Linked DNA regions of Homo sapiens: region 2 is linked to region 1. Evidence: chromatin loops called from intact Hi-C (ENCODE). Cell type or tissue: mammary epithelial cell. All regions are shown on one strand.

Evidence for each region. Hi-C counts contacts between places; a loop is a spot of excess contacts. Peaks named below come from ENCODE experiments on the same cell type or tissue, not always from the same donor. Only the 100,000 strongest peaks of a DNase experiment are listed, where the experiment ranks them.
Region 2: it touches region 1 in a loop (11-fold over the local background); 11 of 110 quality-filtered maps call a loop at or near these places.

The regions. Positions count from the first base shown.
Region 1 is chr10:58,527,170-58,535,169 of GRCh38, reverse strand. All of the region lies in intron 1 of BICC1 (BicC family RNA binding protein 1), which reads right to left. Among named protein-coding and RNA genes, the nearest start is that of BICC1, 18 kb to the right of the region's middle. RefSeq lists a silencer at 3,759-3,818. In mammary epithelial cell, a CTCF peak has its summit at 3,876 (motif pointing left); a DNase peak (open chromatin) is centred at 3,889.
Region 2 is chr10:58,771,841-58,779,840 of GRCh38, reverse strand. All of the region lies in intron 3 of BICC1 (BicC family RNA binding protein 1), which reads right to left. Among named protein-coding and RNA genes, the nearest start is that of LINC00844, 220 kb to the left of the region's middle. In mammary epithelial cell, no CTCF peak of the experiment used is centred here; a DNase peak (open chromatin) is centred at 3,450.

The sequences.
Region 1 (8,000 bases):
TCCCTCAAATAGGTTTTCCAAATTTTTTGTTTTTTCCTCTCCCTCAGGAAAACCTATAATTCTTTGTCTGTTTTGCATAATCCCATATTTCTTGGAGACTTTGTTTCTTCTAAATCTTTTTTCTTTATTTTTGTCTGATTGGGTTAATTTGAAAGCCTTGTCTTCAAGCTCTGAAATTGTTTCTTCTACTTAATCTAGTGTATTATTAACACTTTCCACTGCATTTTGTAGTACCCTAAGTGTGTCTTTCATTTCTGGAAGTTCTGATTGGTTTTCTTTTAAAAATCTATCTCTTTAAAAAAAAATTTTTCATTGATATCCTAATTTTTTTTTAATTTGTGTTGGTTTTTACCTTTATCTTGTATCTCCTTGAGTAAATTAATAATCAACCTTTTGAATTTTTATCTGGTGTTTCAAAGATTTAATCTTGGTTTGAATCCACTGCTGGAGAGTTAGTGTGTTTTTTGGGAGGTGTTACAGAACCCTGTTTTTTCATATTGCCAGAATTATTTTTCTGGTTCCTTCTCATTTGGGTAGACTATTTCTTCTCATTATTTTTGAATTTATTTTTCATTTAACTGGGGTTTTTATTTCTTTTATTCCCCTTGAGGGTATGACTTTAATGTTTATAATTTATTGTCACCTAGCTTTGGCTCTAGGTGCTTTCAGTGGTGAAGACTCTGTATAAGTTTCTTGGTTATAGAGAATCTTTGTGTGATGTTTTTCTCAGATGCTCGTTGTAGTAGTGATATGCTTGGTGTTGAGCAGGTTCAGTGTTTCCTGTGGGGGTTTTCAGTCTGGTTCACAGTATAGGCTGCCGCCCACTGCTTCTTTCAAAGGGTCTGTAGTTCCTTTCAGTTTTTCTGTTTAGTTCCTATGTTGCTTCTTGAAAAAAAAGTTCAGAGCATTAATTTCTACACACTACTTTGTCTAAGTGGGAGAGGCATGCTAGCAATACCTCCAATCTGCTATCTTGGGTAAGGGGAGACTTAATGCCCTCCTTTACCTATTTTCTATAAAGTCTATTTTTGTCTGATATAAACATGAACACCTCTGATCTCTTTGGGTTACCATTTGCATGGAATATCTTTTTTCCCTCCTTTTACTTTCAGCCCGAGTATGTCCTTATATCTAAAGTGTCTTGTAGACAGCATATAGTTGGATCTTGTTCTTTTTTAATCCATTCAGCCACTGTATGTCTTTTGACTGGGGAATTTAATCAATTTACATTTAAAGTAATTACTGATAGGTAAGAACTTACTATTATCATTTAATTGTGTTCTGTATGGCTAGTAGTAATTTTGTCCCCCTTTGCGGCTCTTGCTGCCTTTCTATTTCATTGATTCTTCTGTAGTGACATGCTTTTCTTTCTTTCTCATTTTTTCTGGTGCATCTACCATGGGTATTTCACCAGAGAGCTTTATATTTCCATATCCTTTCATGTTACTGTTTAGTATCCCTTTGTTTCAACCTGAAAAACTCCCTTTAACAATTCTTATAAGGCAGGCATAATGGTAATTAATTCCTCGCCTTTTGTTTATCCAGAAAGGTCTTTATTTATTCTTCACTTTTAAAAGTCTTGCCATATATACTATTCTTGATTGTCAGGTTTTTTTTTCCTTCAGCACTCTGTATGGATGAGGGGACATCAAAACTTTCATGGAAAATTGAATTAAAAGATAAAAATTAAAAATATGAACTTTATTTCTTGTCATAAGCTCCAAAAAGTTCCAGTACTCTTGTAAGTGATTGTATCAACCATTTAGTACATCACTAAAAAAGTGGGGGTCCTAGGAACTTAGCCATGTCAATGCAGTCTTTTTTACATTATTAAGTGAAGAAAAATGGATACCCTTTAAAGATGTTTTTAAATTAGAAGACAAAAAGAAGTCAAAAGGAATAAATCACAATTGTAAGGTGGATGCCTAATGATTCCCCATGGAAATTATTTAAAATTTGTCCTTGTTTGATGAGAGGAACGAGCAGAAGCACTGCCATGGCAGAGAACAACTCGCTGATGAAGCTTTCCCAGACGTTTTTCTTCTAAAGCTTTGGGTTTCTCAAAACACTCTCATAATAACCAGATGTTATTTTCTTTTTTATTTTTCTTTTTGGGACGGAGGCAGATGTTATTTTCTTTTGACCCTCCAGAAAGTTAACAAGCAAAATGCCTTGAATATCTCATAAAACTATTGCCATGACTTTTGCTCTTCACCATGTGCCCCTCTTGGTAGCCATTGCTTTGATTGTGCTTTGTCTTCAGGATTGTACTGGCAAAACCATGTTTCATCTGCTGTTACAATTCTTTCGAGAAATGCTTTAGGATCTCAATGCCAATTGTTTGAATTTTTCACTGAAAGCTCTTGTGTGCAGCTAATCTTAGCACAACAGTTTTGGCACCCATTGAGTGGAAAATTTGTTCAACTTTGATTTTTTAGTCAGAATTGTGTAAGCTAAACCAACTGAGATGCCTATGGTGTTTGGCCATTGCTTCTTCTGTGAATTGTTGGCCCTCTTCAGTTAGGCATGAATAAGATGAATTTTTTTCTCATAAATTGATGTGGATGGTCTGCTGCCATGGGCCTCATCTTCATCATCATCTCGTCCCTTCTTAAAATGAATTATCCATTTGGAAGCAGCTGATTTCTTTGGTGTACTATTCCCATAAATTTTTTGTAAAGTATCAATAATTTCACCATTCTTCCACCATGCTTCACCATAAATTTGGTATTTGTTCTTGCCTCAGTAATAGCAGAATACATGTTGCTCTGGATAGGGACTCTTTTCAAATTGATGTCTTACCCAAATCAGCAGGAATTTATTTTAGTGCCAAAAAAAAGTTTGAAATCCATGCATAGTTTTTTTTTTCATAATACATACCGTCCACAAACTTTTTGAAGATCCCTCATATAATCTCATTCCACTCTGTCCTGCGATGCTTCCACTGAGAAATGTGTGATATTCTTATGGAAAGTCTCTGTATATACCACATTGCCTTTCTCCTGTTGCCCTTAAGATTTTTGTTTTTGGAAAGTTGACTAGAATGTGTCTTAGTGTGAATTTCTTTAGTTTCATCATGACTGTAGTCCTTTGAGCTTCTTATATTTGGATATCTATTTCCTTTTTCACATTTGGAAGGTTTTGGCTATTGTAGTTTGAAAAATATTCTGTCCCTCATTTCCTCTATATTCCTCTTCTGAAATTCATGTAATGCATATATTGATTCACTTGATGGCGCCCCATAAGTCCCTTAGGCTTTCTTCATTTTTCCTTTTTCTTTTTGTTCCTCTGACTCAATAATTTCAAATGACCTGTCTTTGAGTTTGCTGATTCTTTCTCTTGCTTAATAAAGTCTGCTGTTGATCCCCTATAATTTTTTTTTTCAAATCAGTTACTGTATTCTTCAGCTTCAGAATTCCTGTTTAGTTATTTAGAATTCCTGTTTGGATCTTTACAGTTTCCATCTCTTAATTGATATTCTCATTTTATTCACAGTTTCATTGTATATGTTTTCTTGTAGTGCACTAATTTAAAATGTTCCTTTTAAACTATTTGTCAGGTAATTCACAGATCTCCATTTCTTTTGGGTCAGTTTACGGACAGTTATTTTGTTCTTCTGATTGGACCATATTTTCCCTGTTTGTGTGCCTTATATTTTGTTGTAATTTTTGTATTTGAATAAACGGTCACCTCTTCCAGTCTTTACAGACTGGTTTTGGATGGAAAAAGATCTTCACCAATCAGCCCAGCTAGAGATTCTGGCGGTCTCTCAAACCTTTTACAGAGATGAATTTTTTCTGAGCCTATGTGTGTAATTTCACAACCAGACAAAGTTTTCTGGTTTCTTTTTCAGGAGTCTACAGTCTCTTGCACCCTCTGGTGTCTGTTTGCAGTACTACGGGTATTTTGGTACTGCCACCAACCGCTGAGCTCTCTTGTTCTCAGCAGTCCCCAGGCAATCAAAGTATGCCTATTCCTCATCAGCACTCCAAGTCAAGCAAGGCAGAAACCAGTCACTTGAGTAGTCTCAAAAAGCCAGCACATTGGACATAATTCCATTTTACTCTTTTTCTCCCAAGGGAGAAACCAGTCACTGGACTTTTTTTCCTCATCATTAGCTGTGGTGGCTTGGGGAAGGGGCCGACTCAGATGAAATGAAACAGCTTTTCTTACCTGTTTCAAAACCATGGTTCTTGGTTTTAAACTGGAGTTCTGTGACTTCATAAGTGATTTCTGGCCTTCTCATAAAGGCTTTATTGGACCACATATTGTTAAGTCAGTATTTCTGTAGGGGTAGAAGTCTGGTGCTCCCTATTCCTCCATCTTGCTGACTGCAGACAGGCTTATTTTTGTAATCTCATAAAGCATTCTCTACATGAAGAATTTACAGTAAGGAAGTTTCTTTGATTTAGAACAAAGGTATGAAATATCTTAAACGTCCATTTCCGCCTCTCCCTTTCTGATTTTCTTTTTTTTTTTTTTTTTGCATTTAAAGTATATAAAGACATTGTACTGGACACACAATCTTATATACCATCTCACCTTCATCTCTGATTCCAGCGAGGCTACAGTAAACAGTTCGGCATAGGTATCAACCCACTTTGGGGTAACAATGTCTCATCTCAATCTTACACTAAACATACTTCTTTATTACTTCCCTAGGAGCTTGTTAGATATCTATACGTCTAAGTCTTAAGTGTATTAACACAGAATCGCAGGAAAGGCAGGCCCCAGAAGGCAACCCTTGACTCTCCTCAAGGAGGGAACAGAAGCTGACAGACCAATGCCTCTCTTTTTAATTCCTTAGGTGGACAATTTAGGGATATAGCTTCTGGGCCTCACCAGAAGTAGTAGTCATCCTCAGAAGTAACAAACTAGATAGTGCATCATTGTATTGGCTTTGCCTTTTTCTATTTGATTCTTCAATTCCCTCATTTCACTTCTTGGTCTTGTGGGGTGGAGGTACGTGACCCAGGCTATGATGTACATTAATCAGGGCCTTACTCTACGTGATCTCCTTTTGTTTTCTGTTAAAAAATACAGATACGTTTCCTCTCTTCCACTAGATTATATTCCTTTTAAAGGTAAAGGGCCTCATTTAATTCTGCAGTCCCATAATATGCACTCATGATTTTTGTCCAATACATGCAACAATTTCCCATTGTAGATGGCCTCACTAGTCCCAAATGATTTAAAATGAAAAAAAAAAACTTTCACAAGCTTGAAAGCTAATCATTTATGCAAAACTTTTAAAATCCAGATCCATTTTTATAATGTTTTGTTGCTAAAGCCCAGTTTTTAGACTTGGTCAAATATGCTCTATTTAGATAATGCATCTCAGATATCCATTTACTGATAGTAAATATATTTTTGAAGGTGATCTTTCTGTGTACGTAATAAGTGCCAACAATGTTTTAGTAAATTATAGATCCCTGAAGAAAAACGCTATAGATCTATAACAATCTCAGGTTTTCTTTTCCCATATAAAAAGTTCTAATTAAAAAAAATTCCCCCCAGATTAAAATAAACATGTCTTTACATGATTCCTCCTGCAAGACTCAAGCCAAACACACATTTCTCTGGCTTGAAGTTAAATCATTATATGAAATAACTAAAAAAGATAAAATCTTACCAAAACATTGCCTTTGCTTTAAGTGATGCTTTTAACAAACAAAAGAAAAAGCTCATGATAAAGGGATCAACTCAGAACATAGATAATACAAGATTTAGTGGTCTTCTGCGCAGAATAAGAGAAATACTGTGTTAGTTCTCAATAATCAACAAGCAATTAAAACAATTCTGAAAATACTTGAAATCTGGACAGATACAGATGTATTTTTTATTGAAATTTTACCCTAAGGCACAACATTACATTTTCCTGCCCTGCAACTCTAGTGGTTTAGATGCTAGATATCAATACTGGCACATGAAGCTTGATAGCTGGACATGTTAGCAGAGGAAAAGGAAAATGTGACAAAAAGATCCTACTTGAAGACGCATAAAATCTGTTGTTCACCTAGACAAGTATGTTAACACCAACAAGTCTCAACTATGATTTACACTGTAATCTCTGCTCAATTACCATAGAAAATCTTAAATTAGCTAAGCTCTAGCCCACAGAATTCAGGGTGTTGCAAATTTGACTGCCAAGATGTTAGAAAACAAAGCTTGTGGTTAGCTCTCTGACAAGTACTTGCTTCTCCAAAGCCGAGACACTTTAACTATCCTCTCTTTCTACCACATTTCCCATTTGCTGTGAATGCTCAGGTGTGGTAAAGATCAAGGCAAATCCCTACCAAAGCTACTCATGTATGGAGAACCAACTCAGCTTCTAACACCACGTTCAAAGTACCATTGGGTTTGTATTGTTTACTGTGCAGAAGACCCGGAATACTGGAACTGAAAGAGATTTTAAGGGGCATCTAATCCAAAACCCTGAGAGGCTGTCCAAGGTGGCGAAGTCAGTGGCAAGACTGGGTCATGAACTCAGGGCACCTAATTCCTAATCAACATTTTGTGGGGAGAAGTGGTTTATTTCCCTCTAACTCAAAATAACTCAATGATAATTTTAGTGCAGTGAGCAAGCTAACATAAAAGGTTATTCTTAATTTTGAGAATGGATTATCTCTTATCTGAGAAGATTTGAAATCACATTTAAACAAGTATCTAGAGATATATTATTCTAAGAACAAGATAATTCAGTGTCGGCAATGAAATAAACTGAAATTATATTAACCTTGACAAATTTCGATTTATAAAACTAATCCAGATTAGATACAAATATAATTAACATTAACCTCGCTTGAATTAAGTTTTGCATATCCTCATTCAAAACTCCACACTAATGTTCTATCACTAACAGTAAAACATTCTACATACGGCCTAGATTGAGGGTGAAGACAGATCATCTTGCATATGGAGAACTGCTCTGCCTTACTTGGGTAAGGCAGAACTGTTTGGCACTTCCTAAGGCCAAGCACGTGACTTTGCTTTAAAGCTCCATTCCATGAGGTCAATGCCAGGTCCGCTAGCCCAAAATGAACAAACTTTTTAATCCAGATCCATCATGGGTCATTTATTCTATAAACACAGTCCAGATATTTTCACAGCTCTGGGCCAGATGCCACAGAGGAACAGAATATGAATTTGAAAAATACCAACTATTTACAGGGCACCAATTGTGTGCCAGCCTTACAAATGTTATCATAACCCTACATGAGACATATTATTATTCTGTTTTGTAAAGGGAGAAACTGAGAAAGCATAACCAAAGCTAGTAGAAGGCAGAGCTTTGCAACACCTGCATTCTCACTGAGAATTCTAACCCACCCGAGCCTGACACCAAGCTCCTCTGCATTTCAGCAGGGCACTCAAGAAGCAATGTAGATGTGTGGTATTATTTCTGAAGGCTCTGTTCTGTTCCATTGGTCTATATCTACAACCATCTGGTCTATGACAAACCTGGCAAAAACAAGAAATGGGGAAAGGATTCCCTATTTAATAAATGGTGCTGGGAAAACTGGCTAGCCGTATGTAGAAAGCTGAAACCGGATCCCTTCCTTACACCTTATACAAAAACTAACTCAAGATGGATTAAAGACTTAAATGTTAGACCTAAAACCATAAAAAGCCTAGAAGAAAACCTAGACAATACTATTCAGGACACAGGCATGGGCAAGGACTTCACGACTAAAAACACAAAAAGCAATGGCAACAAAAGCCAAATTTGACAAATGGGATCTAATTAAACTAAAGAGCTTCTGCACAGCAAAAGAAACTACCATCAGAGTGAACAGGCAACGTACAGAATAGGAGAAAATTTTTACAATCTACCCATCTGACAAAGGGCTAATATCCAGAATCTACAAAGAACTTAAACAAATTTACAGGAAAAAATCAACCCCATCAAAAAGTGGGCCAAGCATATGAACAGACACTTCTCAAAAGACATTTATGCAGCCAAAAAACACATGAAAAAATGTTCATCATCACTGGCCATC
Region 2 (8,000 bases), 240 kb before region 1:
TTGGAATCATATAGGGAAAAGCTAGGAAAAGCCAGAATGTATCACACAGAATTTATTACTTTTTAATGCCTTTAACGTGGCAATCGACTACAGATTTCCTTTATGATGTGGTAAAAATATGTGGTGTCTACAGTTAATCGCAATTTAGCCATAAACAAACTCTGTCACCTTGGAAAAGTCACTGAATCACTCAAGTATAGTTTCCTCAAAAAATAAATGAGGAAATTCAGTTAGATCACTGCTGTATTTCTGTATAAATGCAAATTTCTTTGGTATAAAATAGTACTATAAGGTTCTTAAACTAATAAGCAACTTTATTTTACAATTTTTGATAACTCATGGTAGGTAGCTCACTTAAAATCTAAAATGTTTCCAAGAAGCTTAAACTAGCCTAAATCTGGTGACATATCTACAACTGGCTTTCCTCTTATTTTGCACATTTTAAGAATCTGTGATTTTTGTATCAAAGTGGATGAAAGGCAGTGTTCACCCCAGTGGCATTTCCTGAATAATGTGCTTTTAGGCACAAAACAAATGCATTGACAACCCCATACAAAGACGAGAGTCTACTTCAAACCCTATCTGAGCCATCTAATATGGCTTCTATTTTGATGACTATTAGGTTGGCAAGTCACTTTAGTAATCAGCAAAAGTGAATTCTACTCATAGTCAACTGGCCACTGCCCATATTTTATGGTGAAACATGTTTCCCCCTGGCTTCTTAAGAAATTGACTTTCTTTTTTAAACAAAAACTGTACATGGGCCAAATAACATACCAACATCACATTTTTTTTACGGTGAAAATACATACTTTACCAAGAGATGGAGAACACCTGAACTGACTTATTAAGCCTGACTAGAAATGATTTTGAAAGAGCAAACAGGACGACTAGAAGCCTGTGCACTTTACATTTATTTTGTGGCCAGTGAGATGGATTCCAGATTATTTCAAGGAATGTTCTTTGACAGTAAGAATTCTAATAAAAGAGCAAAGTATATTTCAAGAGGGGAGTAAAAGAGCCCAAGCCACACATAGTTAAAGCAAAACGTTAGTGGGCAGCCATAACATGTCAGGTGATATAACCAGAATAAAGAACAAACCCATCTGCTCTAGGCCTTCCCTATACTAAATACAGTTGACCCTTGAACAACATGGATTTGAACTGTGTAGGTCCACTTAGTCAGAATTTATCTGCTGCCCCTAAGGCAGCAAGATGAACTCCCCCTCATTCTTCTTCCTCAGGCTACTCAATGTGAAGACGATGTGGATGAAGACTTTTGATGACCCACTTCCACTTAACAGTAAATCTATTTTCTCCCCCTTATAATTTTCTTAATAAAATTTCTTTTCTCTAGCTTACTTTATTGTTAAGACTACTGTATATAATACATATAACACACAAAATATATGCTAATCAACCTTTTATGTTACTGGTAGGCATCTGGTCAATAGCAGGCTATTAATAAAGTTTTTGGGGAGTCAAAAATTATGCGTGTATTTTTGTGTGGTGGGTCAACATCCCTGACCCCACTTGTTCAAGGCTTACCTGAACATTGCTTTAGGATAAAGCATAAAATCATCTTTATGTATCTTATTAAATTAAATTAATTAATTAATTACTTTTTTGAGACAGAGGCTTGTTCTGTCACCCAGGCTGGTGTGCAGTGGTGTGATCTCGGCTCACTGCAACTGCCGCCTCCCAGACTCAAGCGATCCTCCCACCTCAGCCTCCTGAGTAGCTGGGACTACAGGCACGGGCCACCATGCCTGGCTAATTTTTTGTAGAGATGGGGTGCCTCACCACATTGTCCAGGCTGGTTTCAAACTCCTGGACTCAAGAAACCCATTGACTCGGCCTCCCAAAGTGCTAAGATTACAGGCATGAGCTACCACACCCAGCCAATATCTTATTTTAAAACTGAAAAAATAATCTCCTTACTAGTCAACTAAAAGAGAAGAGGAACAGACAGCAAGCAGTGCAAAAACAAATGTATTTTAAATTCAAAAACCTAATTTTCATGAGATTAATGTTACCATTAGTATCCATATCAACCTATACACAGTGAGGTCCCATGGCAACTTCATATCAAGATTCTTTTTTTTTCCAAATGAAACTTAATATTTAACAGAGAAAGAGTATTTTTGACATGATAATGGCAGGAGTGACGTGAGCGAATTGTAAGAAACCAAGTATGGCAAATTCCTTAGGCATTTTCAGCTCTCTTTGGCAATGATTGGGGAGCAGGTGCCCTCATCGCTACAGTAATGAATACTTCAGGCAGGTTCTTGCTGAATGCAAGGAAAGGGTGGGAGGTCCATTCACATACCAAGGTGGAGCCTGTGAATGGTTTACCAATTGGATAAAAAAGAGCTACCAACTTGAGAAAATTCAAAACTAGCTGGAAGATAAGTAAGAGCTTTTGGTGATGGAATACCAGTATTTCCAATATAATCAGCGATGGAAGAGTTTAAAATACAAGGATGCTGGGCTATTAGAACTATTCTCCACTGACTTTTCAACTTCAGGAGGAAATGCAGCTTAATGGAGAGAAGAGGTAAATTGTGCATATGCCAGTTTGTGTTAAGATTCCACTGTGACTTATCAAAGCTGTTTACTTAATCAGAAACAGAGTTATGGGGGCTCAGCAAAAAAGTCTAGAAATAATCTCAGAGAAGAACAATGAAATGCAAACAAAGTAGAAAGCAAAAATCAAGGCATACCAGATGAAATAATCAACAACAGATGTATTTAAGGAGTGTGAGAATTGGAAAAGGATAAACTACCTTATCTTATAAACCACTTTCTCTTATATAGTGTAAACTACACCCCAGACATAATCTGAAAGCTGCTGTTCAGATAGGAGGAGGGCAGGGAAAAATCCAAAGCATAAGAGAAATCCAGCTTTGGAACACGGAGGGTGGAAAAAGAAAGAAACAAAAAGCCTAACTCAATTAGTTTCCCGCAGCCTCTTGGCATCTGAGCTCTATATTCCAGAGATAAGGAAGAGGATTCTGGGAAGGGGAGGAAAGAAAATGAAGTGCCAGGAGGAAATCTGGAATCATTAGAATGGTTTGTATATAACAGTTCTACAGAAAGCATGGGTAGTGCTAGATTACTGCAAGGGAGGTCGTTGACATAAGTATGAGAGGGAGATGGGCAACTCTTGTGATGGTGGAGACGAAGCCAAGACACCCCACATGGCAAAAACAATAATGCGAGGATCCAGGATGAAGAGGAGGAAACAACACCAGCCCTCTGCAATGGCAATGGCATCCCAGTCCAATACTCAATGGTCCTTTTGATAAAGGAGGGGGCACATGCCAGGATAAAGCATCCCCAGGAAATTGTACTGAGATAACAGCAAGTTATGCAAGAACTTCTAAGAGCCAGAAGTGACTAATTTGCCTTCTCTCTCCCAGGAATACTGATGTTCACAGTGTGCATGACAGGTCCCAGAGGTATTGCCTGCAGTCTAAACCCAAAGCACTGTAATCTGTAGCCAGGGCAGATTGTTCCTTTTTACAACAGCTGGGACTCTTCGTGAAAAATCTTAACACACAACTGCTGGTTGCTGTTACAGAGTAAGACACTATGCATTTAAGAGTTCACACACATTAGACTAAGAAAGTCCCGTAAATAAAAAGGTGACCACATCATACCATATACATGATCTCTTTATGTCTGAGCTACTCAGATAAGAATTTAGAAACCGGAAAACCTGTCTCTTGAAGAGATTCAAGGAACAATTACAGGTACATGCAGGAAACAGCAAAACTTTTAGGAATTCGATTCTAAAAATAACTTAGCAACTTGAGACTGGCATTAAAATTCTTTACATTTCTCATCTTTGTTTTGTATGTTACACTTGTTACATATAACTTTTATATGTTACACTAAAGAGCAGCTAATTATAGGTTCAATTGACTCTGTGTGCTAAAGACTGTGTTTCAAGCTTGTTCGTGATCTCAAAGTTGGTAATATTCACAAAAATTAAAAAGGCCTAATATTAGGTAAGTGGTCCTTAAAGAAAATTATCACTTGCAAAATGCCTATCTGCCTTCTTCTCACTCTACTTTCTACAGACTAGCTTAACAACAGCTGTTAATAGTTTTTTCATGAAGCCACATATACTGGCACAATATGCCTATTCCTCTCCCCAACTGTGCATTATTCCTCACCCCAACTGTGTATTATTTGTTTTTCTCATAAAGTAGAAATGAAGGATCCTAATCTCTCAGTCCTAAGAGATTTATATCTTTGGGCGAGGAGATGGGAATAAAGTTTTAATTGTCAAATAACTTCAAAACAATCCTTTATTTTTCTTAAGAATAATATCTTAAAAGTTACCTAAGAGCTAACAATTTCTAAGTCAGAATTCATCAAGCACTTATTCAAAGGCAAAGTTCCTGCTTAAATGTTTTTTTTTGTTTGTTTTTTTTTGTTTTTTGTTTTTTGTTTTTTTTTGAGACAGAGTCTCGCTCTGTCACCCAGGCTGGAGTGCAGTGGCACGATCTCAGCTCACTGCAACTTCCACCTCCCAGATTCAAGTGAATCTCCTGCCTCAGCCTCCCATGTTGCTGGGTCTACAGGTGCACGCCACCATGCCCAGCTAATATTTGTATTTTTTAGTAGAGATGCAGTTTCTCCATGTTGGCCAGGCTGGTCTCGAACTCCTGGCCTTAAGTGATCCTCCCAGCTTGGCTTCCCAAAGTGCTCGGATTACAGGCATGAGCCACCGCACCCAGCCCTTAAATATCTTAAATAACAAAAATTTTGAGCTTAGTCCTTTAAAACTGTTTTTTCTAAAAGCAAGAAGGCATCAAAAATTGCATCAAATAATCACCTGATAAGGGTGACCAATTAGTCCTATCCTTTCTAACAAGAAAGATGATCTTCTGAAATTTCTTCCCATACAAAGAGCTCCTAAAAATAATTTTAAAAAATACTAATTGTCCCTTAAGGAAATGGGCAAAAGACATGGATAAATAATTCAATACAAAATGATAAATATATAACTATGAATAAAGTTCAACCTTACTAATCACTTTTTAAAATAAAATCGGCAAAGGTCTTCAAAATTTCAAGCCCAAGAAGGATACAGTTAAATTCCCATACTTTTGGTGGAAATAAAAACCAGTGGAGAAAATCTGGAAAGTCATTTGGAAATATCAATGAAGGATCACAATATCATAATTTTAAGAATACACATATATTAAGAAGAGAAGAAAACCAAATTAATAGTGATTACTTCTAAGCAACAGAGTCACAGGTAATTTCTATTTTATTTTATGCTCTAAGCGCTTCTGTATTTTCCATTATGAACAACTATACTTTTATAATGCACAAAAAATACTCATATCTTAAAAGATCATCTGTAAAGTCTGAGATCAATTCACTCAAATTACATCCTTTACTTTAAAAAATGTATTCAAGTCAGAACTTCCTGTTTTCCCCAGTACAATGTTTCAAGAATTCCCTTAAAAATTGAGAACTTTAAATGTTAGCAATAATGACAACAATGCTTTCTCAATTAGCTAAAAAAAAGTTCCTTCTTTCTTCTCTACAACTCTGTGACAGGCTTTTTGCCATGCAGTTTCTCAACTTTATCTCTTTTTATTTGTTGTGCTGTTACTTTTAATATTTTACTGACATACTTTGGCTCTGAATACAGAATTCCCCAGTGAAACTGGAGCAGGAATACGTAATGATGGGGTTAACTGTCATGGAAAGACAAGGTTGGAACAGAGGGCAAATAGTTAGTGAAGGCCATATGTTTATGGCCACCACTAACTACACAAGGAATTCTTTCAAACATTTATGGCAACATCTCTCTTTTCCTGCAGTAAAGGTTTCTGGAATAAATGGAAAAAAAGGACAATCTGGGTAGTGGGGGTATACTGCTCTTTCTTTAAAGAATTTTCCAATGTCTCCCAAACAAGGACATTTAGAAAAGCAATATTTGGGTATTATTCTCAGGGTGTGATTAAGCCGCCTATTAACGTTAAGCAATAAAAACCTCACAGAACAGTACCCTCGTAACAAATAGTTTCACCAGGATGGCAACTTAAAAGATGTTTTGTCTTCTCAGCAGAGAAGTCAAAGAGTTGAGAACGGTACCTGGTTATGCGCCATTTGCCCCTGCCCTGGGGCTATTCTGTCTTTGGCTCTGCCCTGCTTCGTGCCCAGCAAGCTGGACCAGCACCCCTGGCAGTGGCTGCATGGCTCCATGACTGCAATTCCACTGAGTAGTCTCTTGGCAGTTTCCTTTTTCACTGGGCTCCCACAATACCTTGTCCTCCCCTTGCCCCATCAGCCCTCAGGTGATGATAATGGCTTCCAGCTGTTGCCAGTTTTTGTGCCTCATCATCTATTAATATCCATTGCTTGCTCACTTAACCCTGTCTACTGTAAACAGCCCCGTTGTTAGAGTTTCTTACACCATTTGGAGTTAACTCTGTTTTCTGCCAGAGTGAGACTGACACAACACCCATTCCACCAATTCCTTTCTTCTTTTAACGAGAAAGTGTGTGGGCAGGGGTTGGGGTGGTGAAGATTTGTGTTGGTCTCCTTTCTCCACAGAAGCACTAACTTTTAGGGGGTCAACTCCATACGTTAGATAGGTTAAAAATAATATTCCTTAGGTCTTAGCATACACTTTTTTAGAAAAATTGGTGTTTTTCTACAAGTCAACTTCACAACAACGGCAGAGAATCACTAATGCAGTTTCCTCTTTATTTTCTCTCTCCTTGTCTCCCTCCTCCATTTCCCCAAAGGCTATGCAAATGCATTTTAATCATATAATCACGCTTATTACTGGAAGTATCTTGGCACCTTCAAATGTTCTTTGATAAATGTGTTGTAATGCTTATAGGACCTTTGAGAAATATGTGTGGATCAGCAGCATTTTTGAATTTCTTTAATATTTTCTTGGCTTCCATACAACTTTTACCTCTAAAGGCATTTATTTGTATGTTCCATCTCAAAAAACATTGCTTTAAAGATATATGCAGTACACATCTTTTTTGCGAAAACCTCAAATACATTGAAGTGAGATTTCTGTAACCACTGAATTTGCTTCCAACTGAGGGGTGGGGATGTCTATTGATTATCTTCTTGGGCCTGTAAACAAACCGGCCTATAACTGCATCCAAAGACTATGTACACGTGCATTGGTAAACTTTTCTGAGTGTATCTACTGATTTTCAGAAAGGCTAAGAAAGCTAAGTCCTGCTGTAAGTAGTGTGGAATTTTGCAGACATTCAGGGAACAGATTTTGAAACCTTCAAAGGATTCAATTTTGGTTTGGCATTACTACAAGCTGGTATTTATCTTTGGTTCAGAAATTTTCAACAATTATATTTTTTAATATAATGTCAGCAATTATATTTAAAACGTGAATGCTAATCAATAGGACAACACCAAATTTGAGATAATCATTACTTCCTTTCAGTTACTATTATAAGAGACACAGGAGAAAACAGTAACAATAGAGGCAAGTGAGAGAAGCCACAACTGAATCTAATTGTTGTTTAACTCTTGCTCTTTTTTTAAAAAAAAATCTTGTGTATTTTATTGGAGTTTAAATCCTACAACTGTTATGCTTTGGCTACAGAATTAGATCTTTGTATGAAATCTTGTTTTAGAAGCTATGTTAACTTCTGGAATTATATCAAAGAACTTCAGACCTGGAATGGAACTTGAAGTTCTATCTGTCTTTTACATCCTTCCCCAAGGCTCACCGAATGCCTACTGTGGGCCAGACACTGCTAGAAACTGGAGTCACAGTGAAGATGACACCATGATCCAAGCCAGTAAATGAGCACAGATGTAAAAACTTCCCACTCCTGGCATGCTTTCTTCTATGTAACATTCCTCCTAAACTATCATCTAAACTGACACATTTTTAGTGACAGAGAGAAAACTATTTTATCAAAAAGCAAAGGTGAGCTGTTAAAAAATCATTTCCTTAAAACCATCTTTCTCCCCAAAAGCCTTCA